4 separate regions of the Mus musculus genome follow, and regions 2, 3 and 4 are each linked to region 1. The links are chromatin loops, found by intact Hi-C in ENCODE. Cell type or tissue: left cerebral cortex. All regions are shown on one strand.

What was found. Hi-C counts contacts between places; a loop is a spot of excess contacts. Peaks named below come from ENCODE experiments on the same cell type or tissue, not always from the same donor. Only the 100,000 strongest peaks of a DNase experiment are listed, where the experiment ranks them.
Region 2: a loop joins it to region 1, with 4 times the contacts of the local background. A loop is called at or near these places in 7 of 42 quality-filtered maps.
Region 3: a loop joins it to region 1, with 6 times the contacts of the local background. A loop is called at or near these places in 2 of 42 quality-filtered maps.
Region 4: it touches region 1 in a loop (2.4-fold over the local background); 3 of 42 quality-filtered maps call a loop at or near these places.

Annotation. Positions count from the first base shown.
Region 1 is chr15:96,696,840-96,704,839 of GRCm38, reverse strand. Slc38a2 (solute carrier family 38, member 2) reads left to right here and starts at 5,112. Exons shown (of 16, transcript NM_175121.4): 1 at 5,112-5,432; 2 at 6,023-6,225; 3 at 6,577-6,658; 4 at 6,803-6,918. The coding sequence starts at 6,110. In left cerebral cortex, a CTCF peak has its summit at 4,502; DNase peaks (open chromatin) are centred at 4,477, 4,551, 5,071 and 5,910; H3K4me3 peaks cover 3,752 bases; H3K27ac peaks cover 2,706 bases.
Region 2 is chr15:96,635,017-96,643,016 of GRCm38, reverse strand. It overlaps Slc38a1 (solute carrier family 38, member 1), which reads left to right and starts at 104. Exons shown (of 16, transcript NM_001166458.1): 1 at 104-526. In left cerebral cortex, no CTCF peak of the experiment used is centred here; DNase peaks (open chromatin) are centred at 2,165, 2,512, 3,162, 4,681 and 4 more places; H3K4me3 peaks cover 3,476 bases; H3K27ac peaks cover 2,152 bases.
Region 3 is chr15:96,456,705-96,464,704 of GRCm38, reverse strand. Scaf11 (SR-related CTD-associated factor 11) reads left to right here and starts at 3,862. Exons shown (of 15, transcript NM_028148.2): 1 at 3,862-4,103. Gm41408 reads right to left here. Exons shown (of 2, transcript XM_030248866.1): 2 at 1,459-4,661. The coding sequence ends at 3,796. In left cerebral cortex, a CTCF peak has its summit at 3,698 (motif pointing left); DNase peaks (open chromatin) are centred at 3,124, 3,636 and 4,493; H3K4me3 peaks cover 2,590 bases; H3K27ac peaks cover 2,035 bases.
Region 4 is chr15:97,132,387-97,140,386 of GRCm38, reverse strand. No RefSeq gene overlaps it. Among named protein-coding and RNA genes, the nearest start is that of Gm33149, 26 kb to the left of the region's middle. In left cerebral cortex, a CTCF peak has its summit at 4,909 (motif pointing right); a DNase peak (open chromatin) is centred at 4,922.

The DNA of each region.
Region 1 (8,000 bases):
TCTCTATCAATCACTGCTAGATGAGACGCGGAGCAGCTTTGATAGGGAAATCAATAGCTCTGCTGTGCTTTGTAAGGGATGTGAGAGCTGCCCCTCAGCCATGTTAGCCAATAGGTTTTTTGAGAAACCTGGAGGAACTCAAAACTCTCTGTTCTAGAGAAACTCAAAACTCTTTGTTCCTGCCTTGATGAAATCAGGAGAGAGATAAGGTGATGGAACTAGATTAAGCCCCAACCAGACAAAAAAAGAAAAAGAAAAAAAGAAGTAGCAGTCTACAGACATCACTAAAAGGAGTGTCCAAACATCTTTCTAGAATAAGATCACTCTCAAATGAAATCATCACACACAGACGAGATTGGGCATGTTCAGGGTGGTATGGCTGTAGACAGCATCGAATACAGAAGAGCTAACGAAAGATGTGGCATTTAAGATGAGGAAATACAAAAAGTCTTAGATACGTTAGAAAGTTGCAAAACGCCGCATGAGAGGCAGAGGCAGGCGGATTTCTGAGCCAGCCTGGTCTACAAAGTGAGTTCCAGGACAGCCAGGGCTATACAGAGAAACCCTGTCTCGAAAAACCAAAAAAGAAAAAAGAAAAAAAAAGAAAAGTCGCATGAAGAACATTGTAACTATAGGAGTGATTTAATGGAAAATGGGTTGTAGTTGAAAACAGTAAGTAGTGCATCTTGGCAAAAGCACAGAGTATGAAAGGAGAATACTGAGTATCTATTGATTATCGATTGATAAGTAGTAAACTATACCTGGCCATGGTGATTTAAAACAATGAAGAGTTATCACTTGTTTCTATGAGTCAAGAATCCTAGCTAGGCTTACCGGAGTCCTGTGATGAAGGTTTCTCCTGCAGACAAAATCACCTCAAAAATCAACAGAGCAGGAGCTGCCCGCATACGCCTGGGACCCAGGAATGTTGGAAGAAGGCTTCAGATCCCCTGCATGATGGGCTTGTGCATGGTTGTGAGCCACCATGAGGATGCTGAGAATCAAACCTAGGTCTTCTGAATGAGCAAGTGCTCTTAAGCACTGAGCCATCTCTGCAGCTTCCATGAAAGTCGGTGTCCTTTAGTAACCAAGTTAGAGGTGAGGAGGTTGGAGGTATGGCTCAGCACTGAAGATCGTGTGTTGTTCCTTCAGAACACTAGAGTTTCTCAGCACCCTTGTCAGCAGCCCACAATCGTCACTAACCCTAGCTCCAAGGGATTCCATCCCTCTGGCTCCTGTGAGAGTGTGTGCGCACACACACACACACACACACAGAGAGAGAGAGAGAGAGAGAGAGAGAGAGAGAGAGAGAGAGAGAGAGAGGGAGAGAGAATTAGTATTTCTTATTTTTTTCAAACAAGAAGTGATGTGCTATTTTTGCTGAGGAGAGCCACATCACTAGGCCCAGTCTGAAGGATTTCCAAAAGATAGAAGACCAGAAAGTAAGAGTCACTGGGTCCATCACTAACAGGGTGGAACTACAGGCCAAATCAGGGTGACTACAGATGCCTAACTCAGAATGTAGCTTGCTGAAATGGAAGACAGAGGGAACAAACTGCAGGCGAAGCACTGAATAAACAAACTTTGAGGGTCACTCTTAACTCTAGCTGTTTAACAGGCTGGGAAGGTTAGCTAATTATAGCCTAGTAATGTGGCTCTCCTTAGTAAAACAAAACTTTATTTTATTAGGCAACAATGGTCAGATAATTCTATAGATGGCAGCTATCCACGCTCACTAAAAACTCCCAACAACCACGCTGGATGGTGGTGGCACACGCTTTTAATCCCAGCTGGGGAGGCTGAGGCAGGCAGATCTCTGAGTTCAAGTTCAGCCAGGTCTACAGATTGATTTCCAGGACAGCTGTGCTAAACACATGGAAACCGTGGCTGCGGGTTGGGGTGGTGAACAAAAATCAAAACCGAACAAAACAACAAAACAAAACAAAAAACAAAAAAAAAATCACCCCACAAAACTTTCCATCATCTATTCGGACAATGCACGTTAAAAAAAAAAAAAATCCAGAGCTACTGTGAGGCTACCTTTCTCTTAAGGAATAGGCTACCAGATTGTTTTCAGACTTCTTGGGTCCCAGCAAGAAATACATTTTACATCACAAAAACAGGTGTGGTAGCAAATTCCGAGGTCCGGGGTTCCAGCTGTCATCCAAACTCCAGGTGTTAAGGAAAGGGGGCAGGGAAAAGGAAAATGGATCCCGGGTTCCAGTCCAGCCCAGGCATGTTTTCGAAATTCTGGTTCAAAAATAGCCCCCTGCAAGTACATTTTACATCACAACCCCAAACGCAGCCTATTTAGTCGACACACAAGCTTCACAGCAAAGTGCTTAGTACTGCTAAGGGTGGGACGCTGCTTTCTCCCCCTTATATCCTACTCATTAAAGAAGAATGTTAAGCTGGTAGGTGCCCACTGAGTCTCAACCACATGATCTCTCTTTTGCAGTTTGAAAAATGCAGACACGTCAGCTTTGCCACATTTGGGGATACAGTTGTGTCTCCTGCCTTCTAGACACAGGACAACAGCAATAACCCAGTGGAGGTCTCAGTGGGAAAACTCTTGTGTTAGAATTTTTTTAAAAAGATTTATTTTTAGGTGTATTGGAGTTTTGCCTGTGTGTACGTCTGTGCACCGGGTGTGTGCTGTGGCCACGGCCACAGAAGACAGAAGACGGCTTTCGATTCACCCCCCACCCCCCAGATGGAGTTAAATATGGCAGTGTTAGAGTTCCAGTGTATAAATCGCTACACAAACCAGGCCGCTTTAGAAGGACGTGCCATTAATAGAGTAAGTGTGTCTGGGATAGAGTTGTGTCTCCCTGTTCACCAGGTTAGGGCACAGTAGTGAGCTGCCATGTTGCTGCTGAGAACTGAACCTGAGGCCTCTGGAAGAGCAGCCAGCGCTCTTACCCACTGAGTCATCTCTCCAGGCCTAGTAACGCGCATTTTCGATTCACTACTGGGAAGAATCAAAGTGGTGATAGAAAAATCACCTTTTTGCTTTGCATTGTTATTGTCACGTACTATTCAGTTTCTGACCATCCGGAAATTCAGATAAAGATTACAAGCCTCCAAATCTATTCCTCTCCCCTCCCCTCTCCCTTTCCCTCCCCTCTCCCCTCTCCCTCTCCTCTCCCTCTCCCTCCCCTCTCCCTCCCTCTCCCCTCTCCCTCTCCCTCTCCCTCTCCCTCTCCCTCTCCCTCTCCCTCTCCCTCTCCCTCTCCCTCTCCCTCTCCCTCTCCCTCTCCCTCTCCCTCTCCCTCTCCCTCCTCTCCTCTCCTCTCCCTTCCCCTCAGTCCTTCTCTCCCTCCCCACCTCTCTCCTTAACTATCCTGCAGTATGAACCATGGAAAAAGTCCAAAGGACAATAGGTCTAATTGTATTCCAAATTGCAGCCATAACCAATAACCTACAGAACTTCCTGAATACCTCTAACAGGGCAAGAGATTTACCTAGAATGAAAAAGTGGTTTAAGATCTTTTGAGTTTTATCAGTTGAAACCTGATAGAAAGGAATTTCCCAGGATTCCTGAGTCCACCACCAAGCGTTTCCTGACAGGAGTTTATCCGATGTTACTAGGGTGTGCAGTTGGGAGGGGGGCGGGGTAAGGTAATCAAGACTTTTTTAGCTACGATTATATGTCAGATTCCTAACCTCCCCTCTGAGGAGAGTTCGGTCTCCATGGGGAGACTGTCGATACAAGACTACAAACAAATTCGAACAATCTGAGGACTGTGCAAGACAGCACAGGTTTATGAAGTCCGGACACCACATGGTTTAGAAAACAGAACTGCAAAAGTAGGACTGAGGAGGGGAGCATTAATTATAGGCAAGCCGAAAAAAGGCGTTCCTGGCTCCTTAGGTCTAGAGTGACCACCGCCCTTGAGAGGGGCGAGGGGACGTGCAGCATTCATTCTAAGGCTATTGTTTAAGTATGGCTGACCGGACCAGAGGTTTAGGATGAAGAACACAGTGTGTAAAGGGGAAATAGGGTCCTGCCCTGTCAATCATGAACACTGACACGGGCTGAAGGTACCCCAAGACTTTCGTGCCACGGAAATAGGCAGTGTTGCAGATTTCCTCAGGAAAACATTGAAGGCAAAAAAGTGTGATCACACCCAACCCTTTCCTCTATGCCCAGCCCAATCTCTCCCACGTCCCCCAAAGGAAGAGAGCACCAGGTCAAACTCGTTTGTTTATTCTTTCATTCAACCAGCATTTCGCTCTCCTCGGGGGTCTTTGTTCAACCGAAAGGGAAGGGCCCTCGCCATTCCGGCAGCACCGAATATTCTCGTCTAGGGGTCCCCCTGAGCCGCCCGGCTCTGCAAGACCAAAAGCACCACCGAGGGATCTGGGCTGTAGAGAAAGCTCCAGGCCTACATTCCAACGAGGGCGCTCTCGCTGGAAGCCCGGGGAGACGCTAGCACCAGGGGTGGGGTGGTAGCAGGAGGGAAAGTGTCCACCAAGAGGGAACAGGGCGCCCCTGGGCGGCCTCGGAAGAACCCAGCCCGAGGTTCTTTTATTAAAGGTGTGTCTGGCTTGCTGGTCAAACGCAAACCCTCCCTAGTACGCTGTGGCACGTGCAACCCAAAAGTCTATGCCGACACGCAACTGCGAGCCGCCTCTCATTCACCACCAGGCTAGCACTGGAGAGTGAAAGCACATCTAGGTGGAAAGATCGAGAACACAAACCGGCCCTCTGGGCAGCGTGGCAGCGCCCGCCCAAGTTCTGCGGGAGAAAAAAAAAAAAAAAAACCCTTCACGTAAATCAAATCTTAAGTCACGGGCTGGGAATGGTTATGGGGGGGGGGGCTGGGAGGGTAGGGTACTGCACACTCGCCGGCTGCGTCCCCGAAACGCAGCGTTGGAGACCGGGCTGGGAGGGAATCTAAGGGATCCGGCTCCGTAATTACAGCAGCCGCGGGTGGCGGCCACCCACGGGGCTGCAGTGCCCCGAGCCGCGGGGAAGCGGGGTGCGGCTGGCCCCCCGATTCGGGGTGCGGGGCAACCGGGAGGGAGGCGGAGCCCAGGTGCTGTTGATACACAAAGGCGAACGCCCGCGCCCCGCCCACTGACGCGGCGCCCCGCCGCTATAACTCGCGCTCGGGAAGCTGCTCCACACCGCGCCACGCCGTCGCCCGCGCCGCTACCCCTCAATCTCCGCCGGAGGATCGTGATCGCCATTCCCCGCTCTTTTTTTTCATTTTTCTTTAATAATTAAAGAGGAAAAAAAAATCCACCTCTTCTGCCTGTTGTTGGATTACGGGGAAATTTTAAAAATTTTTTATTAAAAAAAATAAAAGAAAAGGACTCCGTCACTGTTACATTTTTTCCCTCGTTTTACAATTCTGGTGTGTGACCGAGACAGCCCACGGGAGACGCTGCCGTGAGGTGGGCCAGCTCGCAGGGAGAGCACCGAGGTGAGGCGGGGGAGGGGCGGCGGCGGGGACGCGGGCGGCGCCGGCGGCGGGAGCGGGGGCTTGCGGCCACCCGGCCACAGCCTCCCGTTAGGGGGAAGGGGGAATCGCGCACGGGCCGCTCGGCTGCTTGCAATCGGGTCTTGTGCCTCGAAAATAATCGTCCGGTCCGGGCGTGGGGCAAGGCGAACCGCGCGAGGGCTTGACAATCAATCGCCCCTCGGTATTGCATCAGTTCCTCCCGGGGTAGAGGAGGGGCGGGTGACCGGGTACCCGGGGCAGTCCCCGGCTTGCCGGAGGCTAGGCTCGGCGTGCGCCCTGTAAACAAGCCCCGGCTGGGGCAGGGGGACCGGGCTCAGCGCCGGGGCGGCTGGAGGGGCGCCTCGGCGGGCGCATCTTTGTTCTCGCGGCCCCGCCGTCGGTACTTTTCCGCCCCTCGCCGCGCCCCCGCCCCTCGCTCGCCTGGTACTTTTCCACTCGCCTGGCGGGGGATGAATCAGCCGCGCTGCGCCGCTCGGCGGCGTCACGTGGTACGGGGGGGGGGCGGGCGGGCGCGCGCCGCAGTCCTGACGCGCCGCCTTCTACCTTCGCAGGCAGCCTCGAGGGCCAGTGCGCCGCCAAGGACAAAAGGAAGCCCGCGCCGCGAGCGAGCCGCACACCGTCCGTCCCTCCCGAGCAGCATGAAGAAGACCGAAATGGGAAGGTTCAACATCTCCCCGGATGAGGACAGCAGCAGTTACAGCTCCAACAGTGACTTCAACTACTCATACCCCACCAAGCAGGCTGCTCTGAAAAGGTGGGAAAAAGAAATGTGCTTTGCAAATTAAAAAAAAAAAGCCAGCTTGCACACACGGGTGCCTCGGGGCTGGAGGGATTGCTCATCGGTTACAGGCTAACGCGCACACCCAGGAACCAGAAGGCTCACCCGAAGCCTCGGTCTCCCCTGGCTCACAGCCCCGGAGAGAGTAGCCTGCTAAATTACCCGGTTGTTACTGCATGACAGATGGTATTACCTTCGAGAACACCTAGTTCATGCATTAACTTAAGCAGAACTGAAGGGCTTTACATGATGTAAACTATAGTTTTCGTATCTTTCAGTTGGGTTACAACGGCCTTTTTAAAAAAAAAAAAAATTATGTGTTTGCAGCCATTATGCCGACGTGGATCCCGAAAACCAGAACTTTTTACTTGAATCAAATTTGGGGAAGAAGAAGTACGAAACAGACTTTGTAAGTTAACAGTACTGTTATGTGCTTGGCTTTATGGAGTCAAAGAATAGTGTTACTTTTAGATTTCAAATCTGACTTGCCCGAAGCTGGTTTTTCTCCTTTTAATTATTGTTATATGTTTGGTTATCGTTTCCCTCTGTGTAGCATCCAGGTACTACTTCCTTTGGAATGTCAGTATTTAATCTGAGCAATGCGATTGTGGGCAGTGGAATCCTTGGGCTTTCTTATGCCATGGCTAATACTGGAATTGCTCTTTTTATGTAAGTATGTGTAAGTGGTGCCTGCCGTGCAGGGCAGTTAATATGATAAACATATTCTTGGCTCCAGGAAAAAAAAAAAAAAAAAAAAGCAACTTGCGGTTCAAAGTAGTCGGTGTTAAAAATAATTTAAGCTTGAAAGTATGGGAAATCCGAATCTCTGTTTTACTGCTATTATTGTACGTCCTCGTGCAAGCAAGTTAGACAGAACGTGGGATAGCGCTTAAAACTGACCGGTTAAGGCCAGCCTTTCCAGAAGGTATTGTTAATTGTAAAATAGATGGGTTTTATAAGTTGACGGTCTCGCCCTAGAACCTGTGACATAAGGAAAAGAAGGTTGGAGGTGTATAAGGTGTGGTGGTATTTACCTAGCCCAGATCATATTTGTCTAAGAGCAAGTGAGTCATAATTTTCTGGATGCTAAAGAGCAAATTCACTTTTTAAAAAGTCTTTCCGGATACATAGGATTGGTGCCTGACTTCTAAGTAAGAGTCTACTAATTTTTTTTTAAGTTAGTTGGCTGAACCTCCAGAAGTCATGTTTTGGAGGGTTACCCATTTGGGGGTCACTTACCCGTGGTTGATATGATGGAAGAGTGGTAGACTAGAGGTCAGCACTAGGCTGCTTGGCTTGCCTGGCATGCAGATTGATTTCTGAGTTCGATTCCCCGGGCCATCAGAGCAGTAGTAAGAGGGGGGGAAAAAAGGCTGTTTCCAAATACAAAAGCATGTATGTGTTTGAGTGTGTAGTTCTGTGTTGAGATTTTCAAACTGCCTGTAGATCATGGCTGACACAGTTTGTGTGGAGGCGCCTCTGACTTCACCATAACCTCTGCACCAATGGGAAGTGCACACACTCGACAGCTGTCCCTTTTTGTGACAGTTGAGAAATTTTGGTTAGTTGATGGGGATCTAGCACTCAAATGACTTTCTCCCGGCATAATAAAAAAAAATGTTTGAGAGAAAAGCTCTGCTTTGTCAGACCCCACACAGATGTTAAAGTCTGGCTTTGGGTAACTAGAAGCATCAAGATGAAGATTTGGGGGGGTCCTTGCAAAAAAAAACGTGCGTGGCCTTGGTACAGAA
Region 2 (8,000 bases), 62 kb after region 1:
TGGGTCGCGGGGCTACCCTCACGCTGCTCCCTTCCCACAATGCAACTCCGTTCGGTGAGGCCCTGGCGTACCCCAAGAGACGGCCCCCTGCCACCGCCTGGGCGAGTGAGCCGCTCCACCTCCAACCCCGAGGGTGCGGGTGCGGCAGCTGTGGCCCCAGCTGAGGCCCCGGGAGGGCGCAGGCAGGTGCCGGGAGGCCCGCAGCCTCCGTATGCTCGGGTACCACCAGCGCGTTGTTCGCGCATCCGCTCGCACTGCCCTTCCTGGATGCTCGGTGTCCGCCAGCCGCGGTCGCCTTGCGGTCTGGTAGCCCAGGGGGGAAGAGGAGCAAGAAGGCGCGGCGACCAGCGGCATGTGACCCGCACTGCTCTACCGCACACAGCTCAACTCCGCCGGCGCGCGGGCATGGAGGGATGATGGTCTGAAAGGCCGCGCTCCCGTCCCCAAACTGCCGAAGAGAAAGGGCGACGCGCCTCGCAGGAGCCAATGAGTCAGGTTGGAGCCCCTCCGCGCCGGGCGTGTGAATGTAAGTGCTGGCGGGCAGAGTGTGGGTGGGGGGAAACTGATGCAACCAGCCCTGGGAGGAGGAGGAGGAGGAGGAGGAGGAGGAGGAGGAGGAGGAGGAGGAGGAGGAGGAGGAGGAGGAGGTGGTGGTGGAAAAGGAGGAGGAGGAGGAGAGCTGTGGCCACGCCACTCTTCCTGAAGGTCGCCGGTAACCCGGCCTTTTACCTTCCTCCGAAACCCGCCACGCGGATCCTCCCCGCCCAGTCTTACAGACCTGGGGCCACCTTTCCCTAGCTAGTCCTTGACACAAAAAAGGACATCTAACTGCCGGGGACGGCCTGGAAGGGCGGACACTTTGGTGGCGCCTTTCCCTTTATTTCTCGAGGTAAGGTGCTTTTGGAGGGCAGAGGGAGCGGCGACTTGGAGGGAAGGGGAGTTTGAACAGGAAGGGAAGGAGGTAACTCAGACAGCCTCCATGTCTCGTGGACACGGGCAGAGCGTCGCGGCGCCTTTCTAGAAGGCAGGAGTCCGGTGCCCTTCCCTGAACGCAGGGACTCCAGATACCGCCGTGGCGTACAGTACCTTACTTTGTAGACCTGGTTTTATGGTGATGGAGTGTGCCACCAGATCTGGTGTCACTTTCGCGAATTAGGAACCAAGCATGCGATGTAAGGGGCATAAGGTACACCGAGGAGTGAATCAGTCTGCATCTTGGGACTGGCCGGCAGCGGAGCCTCGGAGACCGGCTCCCCAGCGCGGTAAACAGGTGCACGTTGGCTGCACCTCCACGGGCTCGGCCCCTGTCTCCGTTCCGGTTAGTGGGATGATGCTGGCAGTGACTCACTTTCCTCTCCCTCTCTGGAGGCTCTCTCCCGAATGAAGAGCCAGTGATAGGCTACTTCCTCTAGAGCCTGGTCCGGTGGGGCGGGAGAACAAAAGGCCACTGCTTGCGCAGGACCCTTGCGCCCTGGTCTCCCCTCCCCCGCACCTGGCCCCAAACGTTGCGGCAAAACGCTTATAAACTGGTCCGCTCCACGCGAGGAGGAAAACGCGCGGAGATCTCTTGTAGCCCGTCTTCATCTCTCCCAACCCCCGCGACAGCCCGGCTCCGGGTGCGGGACTGCTCCGCACCCTCGCGAACAGCGCGCGGATCCCGGTGCATCGCCCGCCGCTGGGTTTCGGCCCAACTGTGCTCGCACTAGACTCGAGTGCATATGGCGGCAAAAGGAATTTCGCGGTAAGCGCGTCACGCCGCGAACTGCCTTTCACAAGCTGCCTCGGGCCGAGGAAGGTGGCGCTTACTCCAGCCCTTTGTGTCTCGCTCTGCGGCGTGGACCCGGGTTCTCACCAGCCTGTTCCATCGGTGGGAAGCACACTGGCTTGGGGATCGCGTACTTGTCTCAGACGTTTAGACGGTGTCGTACGTGGAAGAGAGGAAAGGACCCACTGCTAGAAAACGGTACGCGTTTGCAAGATTTAACACCTCCGCGGTTTTTTGTTTTTTGTAACTTAAAAAGAATACAATGGAGTGTGTGTGTGTGGGGGGGGGGCGGTAATTGTATGGTTTGCAAAACGCGGGTCTAGCAAGGCTGTAATTTGTCACCTTGATACAAGAAACAGTGCTGCAACTCGTGCTTTTTCTGACGTCAGAAGGACAACGGAAATAAAACCTGAGCTGGCTGGCCTCATTGTCAAATAACTCACCCTATAGGAAACTGGCAAGTCCCGCCACTGCACGGGTCTGGTATGGCCGCCTAACCTCTGTCTTAAAATGACTTAAATGACTCTGCTGTTGGGTTACTTAGTTCTCAGTGAGTGGCTGAAAGCAACGGAAATGCGGCCTAGTTTGATTGCGGTTTTGATCTTAATAGGGATTTTTTTTTTTTTTTTAAAGAACAGGTGTTGAATAATTAGGGATGCTGTGTAGCAGGCAGCAACTAATCAGATCAAGTTCCGGCTCCTGTGTAATGTCCATTTCAACAGGAAACAGACTATGGATGAACGCAAACAGAAATGCCAGGTGTTCAGGTTGGGAAGACATGAGACAGAGTCATGTGAACCTGGAGGATCCTTGTGATAGGCGACCCATTAGGAGAGGTTGTGTGAGGGGTGGCGTGTCTTCCTTTCTTAATGAGGAGAAATAATTGTCTATGGGAGTAATTAGGGGGAGATTTTCAGAAGAAATAGTGCTTACTGCACCCTGGGCTGCCTGTAATCCAGCAGATACGTTAAGTAGATTGAAAGGTACTTTCCAGTCTTTAAAGTTTTTTGCTGCTTCTGAACATTTTTTACCTTGTTTCATGGACTGAGGGTTACACTGAGAAAGCAGCGGACTTAAGAGGCCTGGCATCTGCTACCATGTCCACTATTTTTTTTTTTTTTTTTTTTTGGTCCTCTAATGCCAGGGATATGGGAATTGCTTAATAAATTCTTGCTGGATTGTGACCTTGGCAAGGTAGCTCGCCCAACCCCTTTCTGAGGGGCAACTCTTTTCTCTGTTCCATGATTGGTCCTCTTCCCTCACGGTTGAAACACTGCAGTCTGTCTGCTCTGCTTTTCTCGCTTACCATGGCCTCTCCTTTTGAGCAATGGTAGGGCATTGAAAATGTCCCTTGTTTGTCCTTTTGTCTGCGTCCCCAAATGTGCAAACCCATCAGGTGGATTGTTGAGAATCAGGAGCTATGGGCTGGGAAGTCCCTTGAAGTGTCTACGGATGTGGGAGGCAGATGCAAGCGTGCCAGGGAGTCAGCTTAGGTGGTGTCATAGCCGCTCAGTCTTTCTCTTCTAGGCTAAACGCGGCTCCTGTAGCTCAGCCTGGGCACTTCCACAAGTTTAACATTGTATCCTGATTTTAAAACAGTCCATGTTTTGTAAGGTCCTCACTCCGCACTGAGTTCCCACTTGCTTAGAAATAGCCCGGATTCTTTTCTCATTTATGGCGAATCCTCACCTCTTTCTCTCTCTCCCAAGTGACATTGTCTTTCTCCCAGGACACACTGCAAATTCCCCTTGGTCCCAGGTATTTTTCTGCCCCAGTGGCTATGTGGCTTCCAGAGTAGAATGCCTACTGAAATCTTGTATTTTGTGACAACCTGGTCAGGGTGCTATTTTTCTGGTTCTTACAAGTGCTTAGTGACCACCTTCCTTTTTATACAGTTTTTTTCCCCCACTCTGGGTGCCACACCAGGTGGTGGAGCAGAGATGGTAAGGCCTCGCCGTTAGCTCAGATCTGCATACCAGGCTGCGACTTAATGGCCTTGGGAACTTGCAGCAAATTGTTGAATGTCTCTGAGCTTCAGAATTTCATTTATCAAATGAGAACAACACCCATGGTGGTTATTAAGTTATTCCAGAGATTTCATTAAGATGGCGGTTGATGTAAGGTATTCACTCTCATCTGTACAATTTGATGGCTTGGTTACTGGTTTTCTGCCAATCATGGGTTTCCAGCTACTCCTAAATGGCAGAGGAGTTTAGATTCATAGAAGCCCGTGTGGCAATGGGGAGTGGGGTTGGAGAGACTCACTTCCAGAGAGGTTGCCTAAAACCGTGGGCAACTCAGGGGACAGGTTGAGGCCTCACTGTCTCCATCCACAGTTGTGCAATGAGAACCATCTGGGAGACTCTTTGAACAAGTCAGGGCTATTTGGGACATTGCCATCCAAGATCACTGCCAAGGACAGGCTTGGAAAAGGGTTGTTTGTTTGTTTGTTTGTTTGTTTGAAGTGTTTCTCAGCCTGGCTCCACAGCAGACTCAACCTGTGCCTTTGGAAATCTACTAATTTACAGATTCCATCTCCAAAGATTCAGGCAGAGCAGACAAGAGAATGAAAAGAAAGCAAAAAAAAAAAAAAAAAAAAAAACAAAACAAAAAAAAAAACCAAGCAAACAAAACCGTACCGGGTGATTCTGTAGTAGTTTAGACTTAAAAGCAAAGCCCACAAACCGAGCATCAGCTTAAATGAGGATGTCTACGGGTTGCCTGGTGACATCTTAGCCACGTGAGGCTGTGAGCTTCACTGACTTTTCCCTTCGATTTTACTAACCATCCAGCTGGTGACATCATGGGGCCCTAGCCTCAGGTTACAACGTGTGGCCTGTATTTTCCCAGGCTGGGAGGCCCTTCCAGTGAGACAGCCAGATCACGAGAAGAAATAACGTGAGGATCTCAGTTTCCATCTCTGGCAATGACGAAGGAGGCTGTAAAGGAAAAGGGACCGGATAGGCTGTGGCCTGAGGAGGGAGGAAGAAAGGGGCTGATGGGAGGGGGCGGAGCTGAGGAAAAGGAGCCTTAAGTTGTCATAGTTCCTGTTGTGAGTGCAGACTGGTGAGCAAGGCCTGAGTAAGCTTATGGGGATATTTTGTGTGAGTTACATTTTTCCTTTTAAGATTATTTGGAGTTAATTTCTGGATAAAAATTAGGATGTCACTTCACATACGGATTTCCAGCGCTCCTTACAAAATGTCGGTGGGTGTGGTAGCGCATGCCTTTAGTCCCAGGACTCTAGAGGAAGAAACAGGAGGATCTCTGTCAAGCCTGGCCTATAGAGTGGGTCTATAGGGAACAAGCCAAGGCTACGCTGTAAGACCCTATTTCAAACGAAACAAAACCCTAAAGATTGGCTTGTTCCTTTTGCTGGTTGGAGGGACCTGACTAAATCCTGTCTTCTCCAGTTCTGTGAGCCTGCGCTGTGTTGCTAATCTGTCTAGCCTGCCCGGACACACGAGCTGTCCTTGATCTTGCCTTTACTCTCAATCTGTAGGACCTTAAGGCTGGCTCTCCATTAGGCTCCTCCGGAGAGCATTTAAGGTATGCACAGTTGGGTTATGTCCTAGACCCATGGTGTCAGAGGTCACTCTTTATGTCCGATTTTCTTCTTTAAGTTTCCTGGTCTGTTCCCATGTCCAGCTAGATTGGCAGGAACTGGCCTTGAGTCGGCTGTTGAGATGTATCCATGGGCTCCTCTGCTTGGTAAAAGTTGACCTGTAAGCAGACAGACCAGCCAGAGGGGGTGAGACCTGGGAGAGAGCTTGAGAGAACATCTGCCCATTCAACCCCCAGAGACCCAGATAGGGAATTGTTCCATTTCTGCGTCATCAAGTGACCTTTGAATGATAATGTGTCTTTGGGACTTATTTCTCTCTTCAGATTGAGGTACTTGAAGGTCTTCTTGTTAAAAAGACCTCATTTTTATATGCCACTTTAGGGGGCTGTTAGCCCCTACGTTAGTGATTTTCCTATGGCATTTCCTTGGGACTTGGCTGTCAGCTCAACCCGGGGTTAACTACAGTGTAACTACTGCCCACTGCTTTTAGTAGAAGATTGGTCTTTGATCACGAATATCAATGTAACTAGATGCGCATATGCAGAGAATTGTGCTTTTCGTTAGAGCGTCCATAGTTGCTTTTGACTGCTTATATTTGTTGTGATTCTAGAAATCCACTCTCAGTTACTGAGAGTTTTATTTGTATTAGGAGTCATATCAATGGATGCTCAGTAAACTCCAAATGTTGATCTTTATTATTATTTTACAGTAGTATAGAATCTGTTCTCTTACATAGATTATATGTTGACTTGACTTTTGACTTTCTATCTCAAAGAAGTCGATGTCATGTTGGAACATGTAAATACAGATATTCATATACCTGGACATATTGAAAGCAGAACCTTGGTTGATATGTAGAGACTTGAACAGTCGTAGTATGCAACAGGCAGGATAAGGTGCAGTGTAATGTAATCTGCTCTATAATTCAGTGACTAGTCGACATGCCCCCAGTGACTGCTGGTGTGTGTGTTCCTCTTTCTTTTCTTTTTTGGTTTTTCGAGACAGTGTTTTTCTCTGTATAGCCCTGGCTGTCCTGGAAGTCCTGTAGACCAGGCTGGTCTCGAACTCAGAAATCTGCCTGCCTCTGCCTCCCAAGTGCTGGGATTAAAGGCATGTGCCACCACGCCCAGCTGGCCAGTGTGTGTTCTTAATGAGCTTTCTTTGCCACTGGGTTTCCACCCCATCAGCAATGCTGACATTTTGAGCCAGATCTCATCTGCCTTTGCCATGCCGGTTTAACGCCATTCCAGCCAGGCCTGCTGGAGGCCTAGAGTGACCCCTCATATGTGTAGCCAGGAATGTCTCCAGACTTTGCCAAATATCTCCTGATGGGCAAAACTCCTCCCTGATGAGACAGACAGCTTTGGTCCCTGCCTTCTCTGGATTTTAGAAGCCACACGGAGAATCTTAAGCATTCCGGGGGCATTCTGGGCGCGGTGGCAGGATATGATGAAAATACCTTCCCCGAAGCTGTGCTTTCAGATGGATTTTTCAAACTCGCCTCATCCAGATTCATCCCAAAGGAAATTATGTGCAGGTTCATGAAGGTGGACAGGGCTGTCTGCTACTCACAGTCTCCATTTTTATGTCTCTCTTCTGAAGAAATTGTATGGGTGCGGATCACTGTGTGTCCGCAGACTTCGCTTTAAAAAGACTTCCACCATCTCCAGTGTTAAGGCGTGTCTACTAGGCTGTGTGCCTATGAGGTCTGTGTTACCTTGATACCGCTCCCCCAGAAAACTGAAATTGCGAAAACAGACAGCAAAACAATTAAAAAAAAAAAACCTCAAAAACAAACAAAAACCATCATCATTAGAATATCTGAATCCTTGATCCAAGCCAGTGAGTAATCTGCATAGCAGGTATGTCTGAGTCCTTCCAGGGTCCTGAGTTCAATTCCCAGCCACCACATGGTGGCTCACAACCCTCTAATGGCATCTGACGCCTTCTTAAGGTGTGTCTGAAGACAGTTACAGCATACTCATATACATAGAATAAATAAATAAGTCTTTAAAAAAGAAAAGAAAGCAAGGACCTATTCCAGTTTGCACAGGGGGGATAGGAAGTCGGGAGGGTATGGACAGGACCTAACAGGGGCAACCTGGGAGCAAGCAGACCATGCAGCAGGAGTGTGCAGAGTTCCGCAGGTGGGGAGGTGGGGAGGGATGCGGCTGTAAGCGATTCACACTTAGGATCAAGGAATCACTCTGTACATATTTGGAAGAGATAGACGCAAGGCAAACGTTTTCCAGAAGGATCCTTTTCTGCAGTTGGGAGAAGGTGGCCTGGCAGAGTTAGGGCTGTGAGCTGTAAAGGAGGGAGGGAAAGGATCGAAAGGATCAGCCTTTAGGAAGGGAAACAGGCAGGCCATGGTGGCGGATCCAGGGGGTTGCTTTAAAGTGATACCCAGATTGGAAGTTCAGCTTCCAGTCTGCAGTGATGACCGTGGCAAATAGCCAAGCAAATAGCCAAATAAACGGGTCTAGCAAGCCGCCAGAGACCTAAAGAATTTATGGAAATTTCTAAACCGGAAGGAGCGGCTAGATCTCCTCTCCTCCCTCCCGACTCTTTCTATAGATAAAACAAACCCATACAAAACCTTGTTTTGTGCCGAGGGACACGATCATGATCAAGTAGAGTTCGAAAGGGAGATCCCACATATTTGCCCGT
Region 3 (8,000 bases), 240 kb after region 1:
GCTCGCCTTTGAAGGTGTCTCTGCCCTGCTGTTTGACAACTGTTAGCGATAAACCCAGTTATAGCCAGCCTCTGCCAGAGGGTGTGACATCAAGGAGAGTACAGCTTTTTGTGGGAAGCCACATGTGCCGTTGCAGAGTGGCACTGACTACTGCTGGCCACCACGCATAAGTTTGGACAAACAACCAATGTGTACATATGCAGTAAAGTTTTTTGCAAAGACACTGCCTGGCCCGGGCATGATAATGAGGCTTTGAGAGTATAACCAATCAGATGTGAGACATGCAAATGAGGTATGATAATGAGGCTCTGTGAGGTACAGAGAGAGAGAGTAGCTAATCAGATGAGGAACATGCAAATGAGGCATAGTGCATAACCAATCCGGGTGTGAGACAAGCCTCTCCTAGGCCTATATAAACAGCATCAGTTCTGGGCTCGGGGTCTTTTCGCCTCTGCAATCAAGCTCTCCCAATAAACGTGTGCAGAAGGATCCTGTTGCAGCGTCGTTCTTGCTGGTCAAGTCTGGCGCGCGCAAGAGCTTTTCTCGAAGGTGATGGACCTTGGACAGGTGGTAACATGGGTAAAATGATACGGGCTTGATCACGTCAGCAGTGGTCGGCCACAGTATTTGTTCGGTGAGAACAGCTGATGCCAAGATTGAACAGCACTGAATTTGGTGCTAGGGCTGCGGGGTTCTGGTGTCACCCACGCGGATGGCAATTTACCACGTGATTCAAAGTTCACAGCTAGGGTATTATTGCAGAGTGTACAATCATTTATGTGTACTTCCCAGTGGCTGGGGCTGGAGCTAGGAGGGCTTGCTTTATTGACTTACAATGCAGAATGCTAACCCCTGTGCACACCAATGCGGGCACACCACTGACTCTGTCTGTATTTGGTTACGCTGATTAGTGTTAAGAGACTGTATCTGGAGGTTCATCTTTCTTGAGTGGAATATTGGTTTTAATAAAGCTATATTATTTTGTGAAAGTTCCTGTAACTTTTCCTTATAGCATTTAGTTTCCATTCGTTATATGGACATTGCATATTTGACCACATTTTGTCCATGAGTCTTAACTGCATACCTTTTGAATTTGTAAATTTTTATTGACATAAACACACTATACAGATTAAATTGAAAACCTCCTGTTATATAAAAATCGAAGATAAAACACGGGGTTATTTGTTTAAAACTGCCAAGGGGTTAAGTAACCCAAGGTCTTTATTCCATGATTTCTTTTTTCTTCTTCTCTTAATGTGAATTTTGTTTTGTGTTACATTCATAAAAGACAGATTATAGCAATTATTTCTGATGAACCCATAAAAATGTATACATTGACCGATCACCTTTCATTTTCAAAGCTGCTGCTATGGGTTTGTTTGTTTGTTTTTGGTTTTTCAATGCTATGGGTTTCTATCACACTGTGAAAGGATGGTTGCCCGAGAAACTGCAACACAATTGAGAATTTCAATGAAGGTATTTTTATGTGCACCATTTGTAGATCTTAGCAAATCTCTTTTGGGGGGGAGGGGGAGGGAGACTGGAGAGATAGTTCAGGTCAGTTATTAGCATTTCTCTTCCAGATGAGCTAGGTTTGAGTATCAGCAACAACAACCTGGTTCATAACTCCACCTGGAAGTCCAGCCCCAGACACCTTGTCTTCCTCTTCTGGCCTCCATGGGCACTGCAAGAATGTGGTGCAGACATACATGTAAGCAAAATACCCATATACATAAAAAATAAACTAAAATGCTCTCTGTATGTACATGTTTGTTCATGGGGTACTTCTCTGTTGTGGTGTACTCGTGAAAGTGTGTGTCCCACAGTGCACAAGTGGGGTCAGAGGACAACCTTGGGTATCAATTCTTGCCTTCTACACTCTACAGGTAGGGTCTGTTGTCTCTGACAGCAGGCTAGCTTCAGAGGTCTCTCCTGTTGTCTCTCCGTGAAAGCCCTGGAATTACGGATGCCTGCTATGGTGCCCAACTTTCTGTGGGTTCTGGGGAGTCAACCTCAGGTCCTCATGCTTGTGTGGTAAGCACTTAATGAGCCACCTCCCTAGCCCTCACTTGTTTATGATTATAAATGAGTCTAAAGTATTAACAGGTATGCCATCGACATTATCCATCTGTTTTATATTTACCCTCTCTGATAAATTTAAAAAAAAAAAAAGGAAACAAAACACATTCTTATCATGCAAACACAGTAAAGAGGAGAACACCATATATAGAAATAGGCAGGGTCTCTCTCTTGGGGAACAAGAAACAGCCTATATTACAATGCACCTTCGTTTCTGTTAGGTAAGTATTGTGTGTGTGGAGGGGGAGGTGGATGGGGGCGGGAGGTGGTCAAAGGGCAGTTAGGCAGGAGGAGCCTTTTCTCGTGCTCTGTTACCCAGCACGATGGCTACAGAGTGAATTTTAAATGTTGCGAACACAAAAGGTAGAGCAATAAATTTGAAGTAGGAGATGTGGAGTTTGAGGATCGGTCTGCACAGTGAGACTCTGCATTAAAAACAAAATAAAATACATACAAAAGAATATCACATCTTCACCGGGAATTGCTCTTACTGATAAAATTCTCTAGGGTGAATTCTGGACCCCGAGTGTACACAGGAAAGCTAAACTTTATCTCTGCAGGATGGTTAACAGTGCCTTTGACTTGATTCTGTCACACAACAGTTTCAACAGGTTTTTAGGTTTTCTTAATCACCAGCTTCATTCGTCGTCATTACAAGAGAAAGGTCCCTCAGAAAGTCTTGTTTCATCAGAACAAAGTATTTTAACACCTCTAAATCACTGCGAAATACTTGCACACAGGAACACCACATTTCCAAACCTATGAAGATAGCTCACTGACACTGGGAGAGACAAGGCTGCCATTCATTGCATTCCTAAGCGGTTATTTACCCAGTCCCTTGCTGGTGCTCGGCTCTGTGAAGAGCTTAACGAGACATCATCCCAAACTTCGGTGTGACGTGACGGGCACTGAACAGCCAAGTAGCACAGGATGAAGATGCCAGGGAAGCGACAGGATCAGAGAGGAGGGCAGGGGACGCTGCTGGGCTGGAGGTAGGGAGGGAACAGCCTGGGTTGGGGTGGCCAGGCGACAGCGTGGATTGCAAGAGGACAACTAGGAAAAGCTAGAGCGTGGAGCAGGGGGTGAAAAAGCCAGCGCCTGACGAAAAGCCTGTAAAGACACCTCCGAGGTGAAACAAAAGATCCGAGGGCGCTGCAGGGCAGGAGGACATCGCAGAGTGACTGAAAGTGGAAGCACTTAAAGCCAGCCAGGCTCGGCTAGCCTCGGGGACGCGGGCTTAGGGCGTGGGAGTGTGTCCCGGGCTGGCAGGCCGCCGCGCACGTGCAGCGGGCGGAGTACTTCATCCGTGCCAACTACGCACGAGTTCTTCTCGGGACTGCAGTCTCTCCAAAACATCTTTATTGTCGCCCACGGAGCCTGCCAGGAAAGGCCACGACCAGAGAGAGCGCGGCCAGGGCGCAGGGGCGGGGGTGGGGATGAGGGGGAAAGGGGTGGAGCGAGGACTGAGCACGGCGCGTGCGCGTAGCGCTCCGAGCGGCAAGAGGGCGGGGCAAGAAGAATGTTTCCCAGAAGCCCCGGCCACTCGCAGACGCCGGAGCTCCCGCTCTCCAGCCGGGCGGCGTGCCCCGCCCACCACGTCCGTCCGTCCGTCGCGGCTCGCGGGCGCCCCCTGGAGGTCCGGGGGAGTACGGCAGCGCCCGCGAGCAGGTAGCGTGCGGCGGGTCCAGCCGCCCGCCCGCCCGCCCGCCCGCGTCGTCACCACAGTGCGCCGACCTGTGGCGGCGCGGCTGAGCCCCGCGGAAGGAGGGAGGGAGAAAGGGAGGGAGCCGCCAGACACGGCGGGGGAGGGGAGCGGCGGTGGCGCAAGCGGCGCGGAGCTAGCGCCGCCTGCCCGGGTCTCCTGCTGCGTGGCTGCCTGCGTGCTCCCGACCCGGCCGTCCGAGCCAGCCCGCGGGCCGCGCGCGCTTCCGAGCGGCCGGAGGAGTCCATGGTGCAGAACTTAGCGGCGGACTGACGGAGACCGGGCCTCCTGCGCCGGCGCGGCCGCGGGACCTCGGCCTCAGGTAAACACGGCGGGCCGGAGAGAGCGGACGAGGCGCCCCGGGGCGCAGCGCAGCGCGGCGCGGCGGGGGCGCGGGCCGGGCGGGCGGGCAAAGTTTGGGGCTCGCGCGCGGCTCGGGCGGTGTCTTTCGCTGCGAGCAAAGTTGGGAGCCGCGGCCCCGGGCGGCGCGGGGCGGAGGTCCAGTTTGGGCGCGCGCGGGGCCTAGGAGCAGAGCGGGGCGGCGCGGGCTGCGGGGCCTCGGCCGAGGCAGGAAGGGGCTCCAGGCCCGGCCCGCAGCTCCCCCACCCGCAGTGGGAACGTGTCGGCCGTGCTTCCGGGCGCTCCCAGGCTGGCCCGCTTTCCCGTGGAGTTCGCGTTCGTCCCCGAGCCTCCGGGTCCCGCTTGTGAAACCAAACTTCACTAGGCTGTGACCTCCCCGGCGCCTGAACGAGGAAGCGCTGGCCGGCGCCTGGCCTCGGCCTCTCCCTCCCTCCCTCGGCGGCCGCCTCCCCACCCCCGCCGTCGTTTTTAAAACCCGCTGCCCGGGCTGCCCGCGGTCCAACCGGCCGGGAGATCGAAACTCAGCCCCGCTCAACCCCGCCTTAGAGCCGGGGACTGAGTACCGATTAGAAGATTGGCCAATGCACGCTCGTCTTCCGCACGGATCTCGAAGAATTTAATTTAAAAGACACCTGGTTGCAATTGAGGGCAACAGTCCCAGATTGAAATGGTGACCTACACTCCCCATGCGTTGATCTGTACAGTATCGTATTCCGGTAGTCCGGCTAATCATCTGCGTGTGTGAGGTAGTAAACAATACAGAATGCAAGTTTTACATGCTGATCGTACTACGTAAAACCGCGGCTGCTTCTCATTCATTTTGGATTACATTTTGGCTACCATCCTTATATACTAGCAGCGAACTAACGAAAACTGACGAGAAAGTTTTTTAGTATGCCTTGACTAAGATATGGTAGTATTCAAATTTCCCCCAGTTTGGGCAGTTTTCTCTGAATTTTGGGGAAAGTATATCAATAAGTACGTTTTTTTTCATTTTTCAAGGAAAAGATAACTCATGTATGATTTATTTGCCGCAGCCCCACAACAGTGAAGGCAATAGATTCTTAGCCCTTTCATTTAACCGGTATTTTTAATAAAATTTTATTGGGTAATTCTGTCTCTCCACACCATGTTTCCACCCCCACCTCCCCCTCTGCTTTGGCACTTGGCTTAACCATTTTATTATTATTTAAAACAGAAGGAAAAAGTAGTTTTCTTGTTGTTATTGTTGGTTTATTTTTTATTTTTTGCCCAAATAGACAAAAAAGAAAAATTGAAAATATCTTTAGATATGAATTAATTTGCGTTTTGTTTATGCAGTCATTTTTTTCTTCTTCTTCTTCTTCATTGTTTATCAAGACAGGGTTTCTCTGTGTAGCCCTATCCATCCTGGATCCGCTCTGTAGATCAGGCTGGCCTCAGACTCAGAAATCCGCCTGCCTCTGCCTCTAGAGTGTTGGGATTAAAGGTGTGTGCCACCATTGCCCCTCTTGTGGTCAGAGTTTCAAAGATTAGCAGTTCCTACTGTAGCTTCACTTTAGCTAATAGTTTTTTCTTTGCCCTTCTGTAAATATACTGCAAAGGCAGCCTTCAACATGACAAAGGAGAAAAATACAAAAGAAAGTGTAAATTACTTAATTTTTAAGAGAAAACTTTTAAGAGTTTTCTTCCTGGAAGTCCCTCACGTGGTTCTGGGCCTTCTATTGGGTATTCCCAATTTTCCCATCTTCCTGGAGCACGGATAGTTTACGAGCGGTTTTCATGAAAACTTACCTAACCTGCTGTCATCCCTGACATATACCTTTAGTAATGAAGTATAATGGTAACTACCCATCAGCCTGCACATTTTAGGTACTTTAATGCAAGATAGTTGTAAACCACCATTCTAAGAGGGCAGTGTGCCTCAAAGTAACACAAGCTAGTTATAAAATAATGTGCACTGTGCTTCCCAGCTTCTGCTCTTGTCTTTTAGGGATGTAAGTGGTGTTTTGTCTTACCTTGTCTACTGAAAAACAGATGAGGTGTAGAACAGGCTGGCCTCGAACTCAGAAGTCCACCTGCCTCTGCCTCCCAAGTTCTGGAATCAAAGGTGTGCACCACCGCTGCCAGGCCAGATGAGTTTTATACATCAGATAGCTCATGGTGGCCTTGAACTTGTGATCCTCCTGCCTCTGTCTCGCAAGTGCTGGGAATTACAGTTGTACTAGCTTTAAAACCCAGGTCATTTGTTTTTTAAACATTTACCTTGTTTATTTACTTATATTTATCCTTGGAGGCCAGAAAAAGGTGTGTGATCTCCTGGAGCTAGAGTAGCCGACAGTTGTGAACCACGAGACGTAGGTATTGGGAACTGAGTCCTGATTTTCTCAAAGAGCAGCAAGTGTTCTTAACTGCTGAGCCATCTTTCTAGTCTCCAAACCCAAATTCTTAAAATTCTGTTCCTCACCTTGCACTTTGTTTCACATCTGGGCAGTGGTGACTGTAGTAAGCGGAAGAGTCTAGAGGTAAAATAGCCAGTACCATGGTCTAGTAGTAGGGGCTTTTGTGGGCCTGAGATGGTTCACTGGGTAAAGGCCACCTGAGCGTCCAATCTCTGGAACTCATACAAAGATGGAAGTTGTTCTCTGGCCTCAGTATGTGTGCCATGTTGTACACCCCTACCCCTAGCACAATAGTAATACATTAATTGAAAAATATATTTTGAATTTTATTCCTAAGAATTACCTTTGACTTGTCCCTTTTTAGAAATTAAAGTTATGACACAATAAAATTTCAGTGTGAGAATTTTAAAACACCATCCTCTCTTGCTTGGAAAATAACTTCCTAATAAGACAAACATGACAACACCATTTATCTTTGTTAACCCACAGTCTTTAACACTCTTAAGCCAGAATGAACCTTTTGTATTAGCTTGTGTTACTTACCTTCCCAAATGGCTTTCTTTCTCAGTCCCAGGAGATCACTGTGGCCTTTCCATAGCTCTGAAGTTACTTAGATTTCTTCTCTGACCCCATCTTCTTCCCTTTTCTCCAACCACGTTTCTCCAGGGCTACCAAGGTGTTCTCTGACTCTTGCATCTGAAGCAGCATCCCCATCTGCCACCCTTCCTATTCAATTTTATGTCCGTTTTCCCCCCACAGCATTTTATCTCTTTTTGACATACTGCTGTTAATCTAACACGTTTATTATGTTTCTTCAGTCTAATGCAACTTCCATGGGAACAGGTTTTGTCTTAGCTTTTTCTTTACATTGCAAGTGTATGTGCAATGGCTGGAGTTCAGAGGACAACTTGGTAAAGTGTGTTCTCCTGTGGACCTTAGGGACCCGACTAAATCACCAGGCTTTGTATGAAGTGCCTTTACCTGCTGAGTCATCTCACTGGCCCAGGGTTTGTCATTTTGTCAATGTTTTACTCCTAACAATTTGAACAGTGCATAGCATTGTAGTAGGTAAATGACAACTATTTCGTGGATTCACGTTTCCTGTTATAACTATTAAAGCTAGTTTTATAGTTTTTGTAAGGTTCTTATAGGTTTTTAATGTTTATTAAGTCTCTTGAATAATTTGCCAAATTATTTACATTCATGCATATAGACCATGTTTACATACAATCCACATTTTTTTTTAATGTGTGCACACATGTATATATCTCTTGAGTGTCTGTTCACATGTGCACTTAGGTGCCTGCAGAGGCCACAACTTCTGTTACACAACAGGTGGTTGTGAGCCACGTGACCGCTGGGGTCCAAACACTGGTTCTCATTGAACAAGTGGTTTTGTTTTGTTTTGTCTTGTTTTTACTGCCAAGCTACCCCTCTAGCCTAGGAGTCCTTTTAAAAAGAAGAGTGGCAATTTATGG
Region 4 (8,000 bases), 440 kb before region 1:
TATGTGTAAGTAAAATGAACTGTGCACACGATTTAAGGACAGAGGGGGGAATTAATATTTCACTGTTATAATGTCATTGTGGTGGTCTGAATATGCTTTGTCAATGGGAAGTGGCACTATTAGAAGGTGTGGCCTTGTTAGAGGAAGTGTGGCCTTGTTAGAGGAAGTGTGTCACTGTGGAGGTGGGTCTTTGAGGTCTCAAATATATGCTTAAGTCTGGCTGGTGTGATCTAGAGTCTCCTCCTGGCTGCCTTCTGATCAAGACGTAGAACTCTCTGCTCCACCAGCACCATGCCTACCTGGATGCTACTGTGCTCCCTGCATTGATGATAATGGACTGAATCTCAGAACCTGTAAGTCAGCCCCAATGAAATGTCCTTATAAGAATTGCCTTGGTCACGGTGTCTCTTCACAGCAACAGATACCCTAACCGAGATAGTCATCAAATATCATGACTTGGTACAGTCTCACTTGAAAATGGACTTATGGCTTGATCCTTGTGTGTTCCAGTGCACACATTTAAAAGGTGTAGGGATGGGGTGTGTGTAAAATGATATGCTAAGAAAAGAAAGAAAATACATGTATATAAAATGCTCAGTTAAAACACAACACCAGGAATGTGCACTGGGAATTCCAGCCCTCGGGGGGATTGCAACAGGTTCTGGCTAGTACCATCTATCTTGCAAGTTCTCTGTGGCTTTGAGCTCTGTTTAAAAATAAAAGGCAACAATGACAATAAAAAAGCATTTTAAATTCACAATAAATGAAGTCAAGTAAAAGCTAAAATAAAATAGGAACAAAGTACGCAGAAACCAATAATGAACTCAGTAAATACTGAGTGACTCGTGTGTCAGTGTTCTGAATATACCTACTAAAATGCTGGCCCGTGGAGGAGAAAAGATCCCATGACCTTGTGAGCAAGTGGGGGTGGGGTGGGTGTGGGGAGGGGGTGTGGGAGAAGTCAGAGTGGAGCAAAGTGGGGTGGACTTGAGCAAAGTCACATTGTATGCACGTACAAGAGTCTTGAACACAAAAGGGCCATGTGTCAGATTTGGTGGAACCTTTGTTATGGGAGGAGCTGGGGGAAGGGAGTGGATATGTTAAAGACACTGTAAGAAATTCTCAGAGAATAAGAAACATCGTTTAAAATTAAAAACAAACACCGCTGCTAACATCCTGATCAACAGTGAAAAACTAGAAGCTTTCCACATGGATCAGGAGCAAGGAAAGGACTTCTTAAATAACACTCCTTCTCAGCATCTTACGGGAGTTTTAGTTAACTCGCTGGGACAGCAAATCAGTCAAAGGCTAAGGTACTGAGAAGGACAAAAGTCCATTCACAGACGACACAGCATCCACATAGAAAAGTCAAGGCATGGGGTATTGTAACTCAGCGAAAGAAACTCGTCTTTACACAGAAGACCGTGGGCTCAATCCCAACACAAACAAACAAACAAACAAAACCAACCAACCAACAAAACGTCAGGCAGGAGGAAGGAGGAGACAGGAAAAAAGGAGGGGAGGAGAAGGAAAAGAGAAAGAAAAGGAGAAGAGAATTCCAGGAGGGACTTTCCTATTTAATTTGAGGAATGTTAATAACCCTAGTATCTCCATTATTGATAATGAGATCCTGTTAGTCAATCAGGCATCTTCTAAATTCAGCGCTTCCTAATCGATACCAGCTAAATGAGCAAGGCAAGTCAATGACTGACGCTGCTGTTTCACGGCAGTCAGAATCTGCTGAGTAACTTATTCTACCTAATAACTGCAGCTCATGGTAACTGAGAACTTGGGAAGTGCCAAGAATAGGGCTAGTATTTGCGGTGGTTTGGATAAGAATGGCTCATATACTTGCATGCTTAGTCACCAGGGAGTGGCACTCTTCCATAGGATTAGAAGGTATGGCTTTGTTGGAGGAAGTGTGGTATTGTGGGTGTGCCTTGGGGTTTCAAAAACCATGCCAGGTTCTGTCTCTCTCTCTCTCTCTCTCTCCCTGCTTCCCTCTGTGTGAGTGTGTGCTTGTGAAACAGAGTGTGACTCTCGGCTACTGCTTCAGCTCCATGTGTGCCACAATGCTTCCTGCCATGATGATAATGAACTAATCTCTCTGAAACTGTAAGCCAGACCCCAATTCAATACTTCCTTTTGTAAGAGTTGCCTTGGTCATGGTGTCTCTTCCCAGCAAAAGAACATTGACTAAGACAGTCTCATCAGTAGTACTAGCAAGTGCAGCTTATCTGTTGAGGAAACAGAGATTACTAGGGGTGAAATAAACAATAGAAAGACACAGGTCCAACACTGGTGGGACAGGATGTAGAGGAATTTTAATCCAGGAACATGGCTGCTCTAATCACATCCAAAGACCTAGGTCTGTGTGATCTATTGGAATTTAATGTCACATGCCTTTCATCCCCCTGGCTGGAATATAGACATGCCTTTACTACACACCATTAAGGTAAGGTTAGTTTATAGAAGGAAGCAGCCATGTTTGAAAGTGATTTCTAATCGAGGGGCAGACAAAGTGATGGATCAGAGAAGGACTTGGCAGAGTCAGAGAAGGGATATGCCCATTTCTCGTGAGAACAGACAGGAAAGAGCTAGCTCAAGAGGGGAGCATGGAAAAGAGGGGGAGAGAGGCAGTTTTTACGGGGACAGTTTTACAGAGACAGGTTCCAGATGAAGACAGAAGGAGCCAGAGAAGGATCCAGAAGATTAGAACAGATTGCCAGAGTTAGTTTGAGGCCAAGCAGAGCAATTTAGTGAGAAGCCAAGAGAAGCCAGATTGAATCAGTCATCTTGGAGGGGAGTTTGAGCCAGAGCAGTTGAGTTGAACCAGCCAGCCAGAGTTCAGAAAGGGCAAGCTTACTCATCAGCCAGCCTCTAAGATGACAATCACACCAGGGATGTACAAGTGACTGTTACAGCAGGGATTTGAGTTCTGGCACGTGATGCCTGGATCCGTTTGTAAGCCTGTCTTCACACAGCTTCAACACAGTAGTAGGAGCCCAGCAACCTCTGCATCACATAGGTAAAGCTTTCTATTCCAGTGACCATCGAATGGTCCTGTGAAAGAGATGCCCGTTCAGCTCCTATAACCTTCTGTTCAAGAATGACTCGCACTTTGCATACTCGGATTACCTAGAAAAATCCAGAACGTTAGAGAAAAGTGATGAACTAATCTGCCTAAGTTGATTTGAAAATGAGGGTAAAGAATGTGATTTTTTTCATGCTTTACATTTATATTTAAATCTGTGGCCAACTTTGAGTCTCTTTCTTTTTTCCTCTACTTCTCTTTCCTCATATTCCTGCCTCCTCTTTTGAGATAAGGTCTCCTTCTATAGCCAAGGCTGGCCAAGACCTCATTATGTTGCCAACATTGGCCTTGAAATCATGGTCATCCCCCTGCCTCAGTCTCCCAAGTTCTAAGATTAGAGTCATTAACTAGCACAGGGGAGTTCTTTATTTTGGAAGAAGACACAATCCCACACAGTTCTTAGAAATACGTATATTGTTTGCAGATGTGTAACCCATCACAGGATGGTCCAGTGGTCAAGGAAGAAGACGACTGTCTAACTAGAGCCATTACTGGAGTTGTTGGGAGAACTCACTGTTGGGATAATATTGTGCACCGTGTAAACACCGTCTTTGTATTATTCAAATGCTGATCTCTCTGTTGGCAGAGGGCCAAGTACAAGCTGACTTTGGTGTCGTTATTAATATGGCTGCATCATATTTTGTAAACCCACCCTCTCTCACCTTCTGACTGGTTTATCAAAAAGCTGACGGCCTGTAACAAAAACAGGAAATAGAAGGTGGGACTTCCTGGAAGAGAGGGGAACTCTGGGAGAGAGTCAGGCCCGGGAGGATTCATCAAGAAGATGGAGAAGAAGCTGCAGGCCTGGAAGGAAGGAGAGGTAGCTAACCAGTTACATGGTGAGACTTAGATTAGCATAAACGGAATAGTTGAGCTCCGAGCCAGCTGGAAACAAACCTAACTTCAGGCCTAGGCATTCATAAATAAATATATGTCTCTGTGTCATTATTTGGAAGCTGGCAGTCCCAAAGCAAGTCCTGTTACAAGTGCTGTTGGAGATAGTGTGTGTGTGTGTGTGTGTGTGTGTGTGTGTGTGTGTGTGTGACTATGTATATCAAACTTCCTGAATTTTTTAGTCTTACCCTCCCAGACCTGCCCAAACCTCCTTTGAGTTGATAAGGACAAATATTGTCCGATGCTGATGTTATTTTGAGTTTTATAGAAAGTCCTGCCTAACAATTTGAACTAGGCTGTGCGTGTTTCCATTTGGTTGCTAGGCTGCATTCTGGGTCACTTCCCAGCAGCCTAGGTGACAGCTCTTCATGGGACACCTGAATAGCTGTAAGGTGATGAACTGTGAGATATCACATGATACACAGCCTTTAAAATAGGCAGTGTGACATAATGCACCCGCTGTGACCCAGGTTGTGGTGGAAAGTATCTGGAAGAGGAAAAATGAGATTCCGATGGCTGAAAGATAGCCAGTTTAGAATCTAGGCAGGGGTAGGGAAGACGAAGGCCAAGGAAGCTTTCTACACTCCCACCCGTCCCCCAGGGACAGTTCTGAAGCCCTACACTGTCCTGTAATGTGCCACAGACAGAAGCAATACAAGAGAAATGGAACTAGGGCTTGCTAAAGACATCAGAGCCCCAGGAAATCTCCTGGCCGAGAAGTTGGACAGATCTCTTGACACTTATTCTTTGTTTCCAGAATCTTCCACGTCTATCTCAAAAGTTTCATTGATCACCTTGCCCTTCTTTTCCAGATAATAGTACAGGCTTTCCCCGCCCGAGATCAGGCCAGCAATTTGGCTGCCCCGCGTCTTTCCAAATTGACTGCGTGGGAAACGCAATTTACTTCCTCCTCCAACAGTAGGTGGCAGCACTAACCTTGTTCATTAGGTTCCCGCATCTGTAAAAGCAAGCCGAATTTGCTCAGTGGCAACAGTTTAAGGTCAGGCCTTATTTAAAATGTAAAGAAGATAGGCAAGTAGGCAAGTAACTTAAAAACCCGACTAATCACTTAGCAATTAAGAGACTGGAGACACTGCCCACATTTACACTCATTGAAATGTGAAGCAGAAACCTGACTCATTTTTATTATTTTTTCTTCTTCACTGGAGTCTCAGGCAAAGCTGGCAGCCAGTAGAGCATTTCTGAAGAAAATAAGTGCTTGAAGTCAGATATGAGAATTTGTATTTTATTATGTGAAATTTACATCTCAAGCCCCCGACAGCTCAACATTTTGAAATCACACTTATTTACTTGTGCATGGGGGTGGGGGAGGGGACTCATGGGGGGGGGGAGGTCAGAGAACAACTTTCAGAAAGGGGTTCTCTTTTAACAGATTTCCCTTTTTAAGAGCAGCCTTAGGTCAAGAGCAAAATTGAGAGAAAAGTGCAGAGAGAAGCCCATGTGTCCTCTGGACATCTCCAAACTACAACCATCCACACAGAGTTTCTGCCTGCTGCTGGTGCTCAACATGACTAGTTAATCAGCTTCACACGTCCGTAGTTTACCTTGGTCTTCACCTGGAACTGTACGTTCTGGGAGTTTGGAACTAGAGCTAAAGCGGTGTTTTCTCCTATGCTGCGTACAGAGTACCACCACTGTCCTATATGTCTCCACTCACTCCCCACCCACTCCCTCCAACCTCTCCACTACTGAATGTTCTGCCTTCTCTGTAACTTGGTCCTGCCACTGGTGGGGGGGGGGGTCTTACAGTGTTTCTTGTTATGTGATTGGTTGTTTCCCTCGTCAAAGAACCTCTAAGTTTCCCCCACTTGCTTCCTTGTCAAGACGGTTCATTTTCCTCACTGCCGAGTACAAGCCCTTGTCTGGATGGGCCACAATCTACTCTCCCACTGACCTGAAGGATGCTTGGTTCCTTCCAAGTTCTGGATCAGATATAAAGCTGCTATCAGCATCTGTGGGTGGGCATATGTTCCCGGGTCATTTGAGTACATGTAAAAGCCTGGTTACTGTAACGTGGTGGTGTGTTTAGTTTTGTTGGAAGCTACCAAACCATCTCCATAGTTCATGGCGTTTCAGGGCCCCAGCAATAGGTGAGACCTGCTGCTCTCACCTCTAGAATTGGGTATTGGGGTTGGTCAGGGCTGCAGAGGACCCTGGTTCAAATCCCAGCACCCATTCATTTTCTTATGGGTGACATTTAAGAGTCCTTAGCAGAGTCGTGTCAATAAGATAAACACCTCTAGTGCTCACCCCCTTCCACAAGGATAGCCAAAGAGAAGAATAAACTACCACATTCCGACAAAACAACTAAAGAGAGTATGGCGTACATCAGGGGACTGGACATCGGCACCTTGGACATTGGGACCCTGCACACTGACAGGGTGGTCATTATGGACTCTCTGTAGAACTCATGGGTGGTTGGCCCAGCACAGAAAACTACCTGGATTCTATGAGCCCCAGTGTCCCCAAAGGAGGACTTGGTGGCTGTGCCCTGCTTTCCATGGACAGTGTGGTGTCTCTGAGGTGACATCTTGGAACCAGAACTGCTGTTAATGCGCTGTCCTCTGGAGACAGGAACCATGGCATACCTCCACCACTGAGAATTTGCCACCATGGGTGCACCCCCACCTGGAGGGGGCAGTATTCTTACCACAAACCACTACTTCACCATCTTGCTGGGACTAAGCTTCACAGTCACTGCCCCGTCCCTTCCCAGACTCTGTCATTTCTTCCTGCCTTAGATACAATAGTGCCCAGCAGTGACAGTCTCCGAATGTAATAGTGGACTTACTCACTTCTGTGTAATTCTGCCACCATTGCTTGCCTAGCTTAGCATTCTATCGTTAGGCAACTACACATAAATTGTTACATATTCTTCATGAACTGACCCCCTGTCATTTCTCAGTGCTGCCTTCGTCCCTAATTAATATGGAGCTGTAGAGCACATTTGAAAATTTATCTCCACTTACTCTTTCTCTGGCTTTCTTTATATCCAAGTGTATTACTTGTGTGCTTTTCTTTCCTTCCTTCCTTCCTTCTTTCTTTCTTTCTTTCTTTCTCTTTCTTTCTTCCTTTCTCTCCTTTTTCCCTTGGCTTTTGAGATAAGATCTCTCTACACAGCCCTGGCTGTCCTGGAACTCACTGTGTAGACAAAGATCACCCCAAATTCAGAGAGATTCCCCTGCCTCTGCCTCCCAAGTGCCGAAGTTAAAGGTGTGTGCCGCCATGCCTGGTGATTCTTCTTCTTCCTCTTCGTCTTTAAAGATTTATTTATTATTATTATACATAAGTTCACTGTAGCTGACTTCAGACACACCAGAAGAGAGCATCAGATCTCATTATGGGTGGTTGTGAGCCACCATGTGGTTGCTGGGATTTGAACTCAGGACCTTCGGAAGAGCAGTCAGTGCCCTTACCCGCTGAGTCATCTCACCAGCCCCCAATTTTCCTTCTTCTTCTTCTTCTTCTTCTTCTTCTTCTTCTTCTTCTTCTTCTTCTTCTTCTTCTTCTTCTTCTTCTTCTTCTTCTTCTTCTTCTTCTTCTTCTTTTTCCGAGACAGGGTTTCTCTGTGTAGCCCTGGCTGTCCTGGAACTCACTCTGTAGACCAGGCTGGCCTCGAACTCAGAAATCCGCCTGCCTCTGCCTCCCAAGTGCTGGGATTAAAGGCGTGGGCAACCACGCCCGGCGATTTTCCTTCTTCTTAAACAACTGATTTTGAACATTTCTTGGAAGGTGAGCTCACTAGACAGCATGCCCCTCACTATTTGTCTGAGAAAGTCTTCATTTTTCCCTGGTTTTGAGTGATGGATTTACAAGGTACTTGATTCTAGGCTGATAAAGCCTTTTCCCTCAATGGCCCACGGTATTCTTGCTTCCAAGATTTCTAGAAGCAATACGTAATTTTTACCTTTGTTCTCTTTTGTAGAAGAGACAGTGGGCCACCTCTATGTAAATGCTGGGGGCGGGGGGGGGGCACACAGCTGTAAAAACA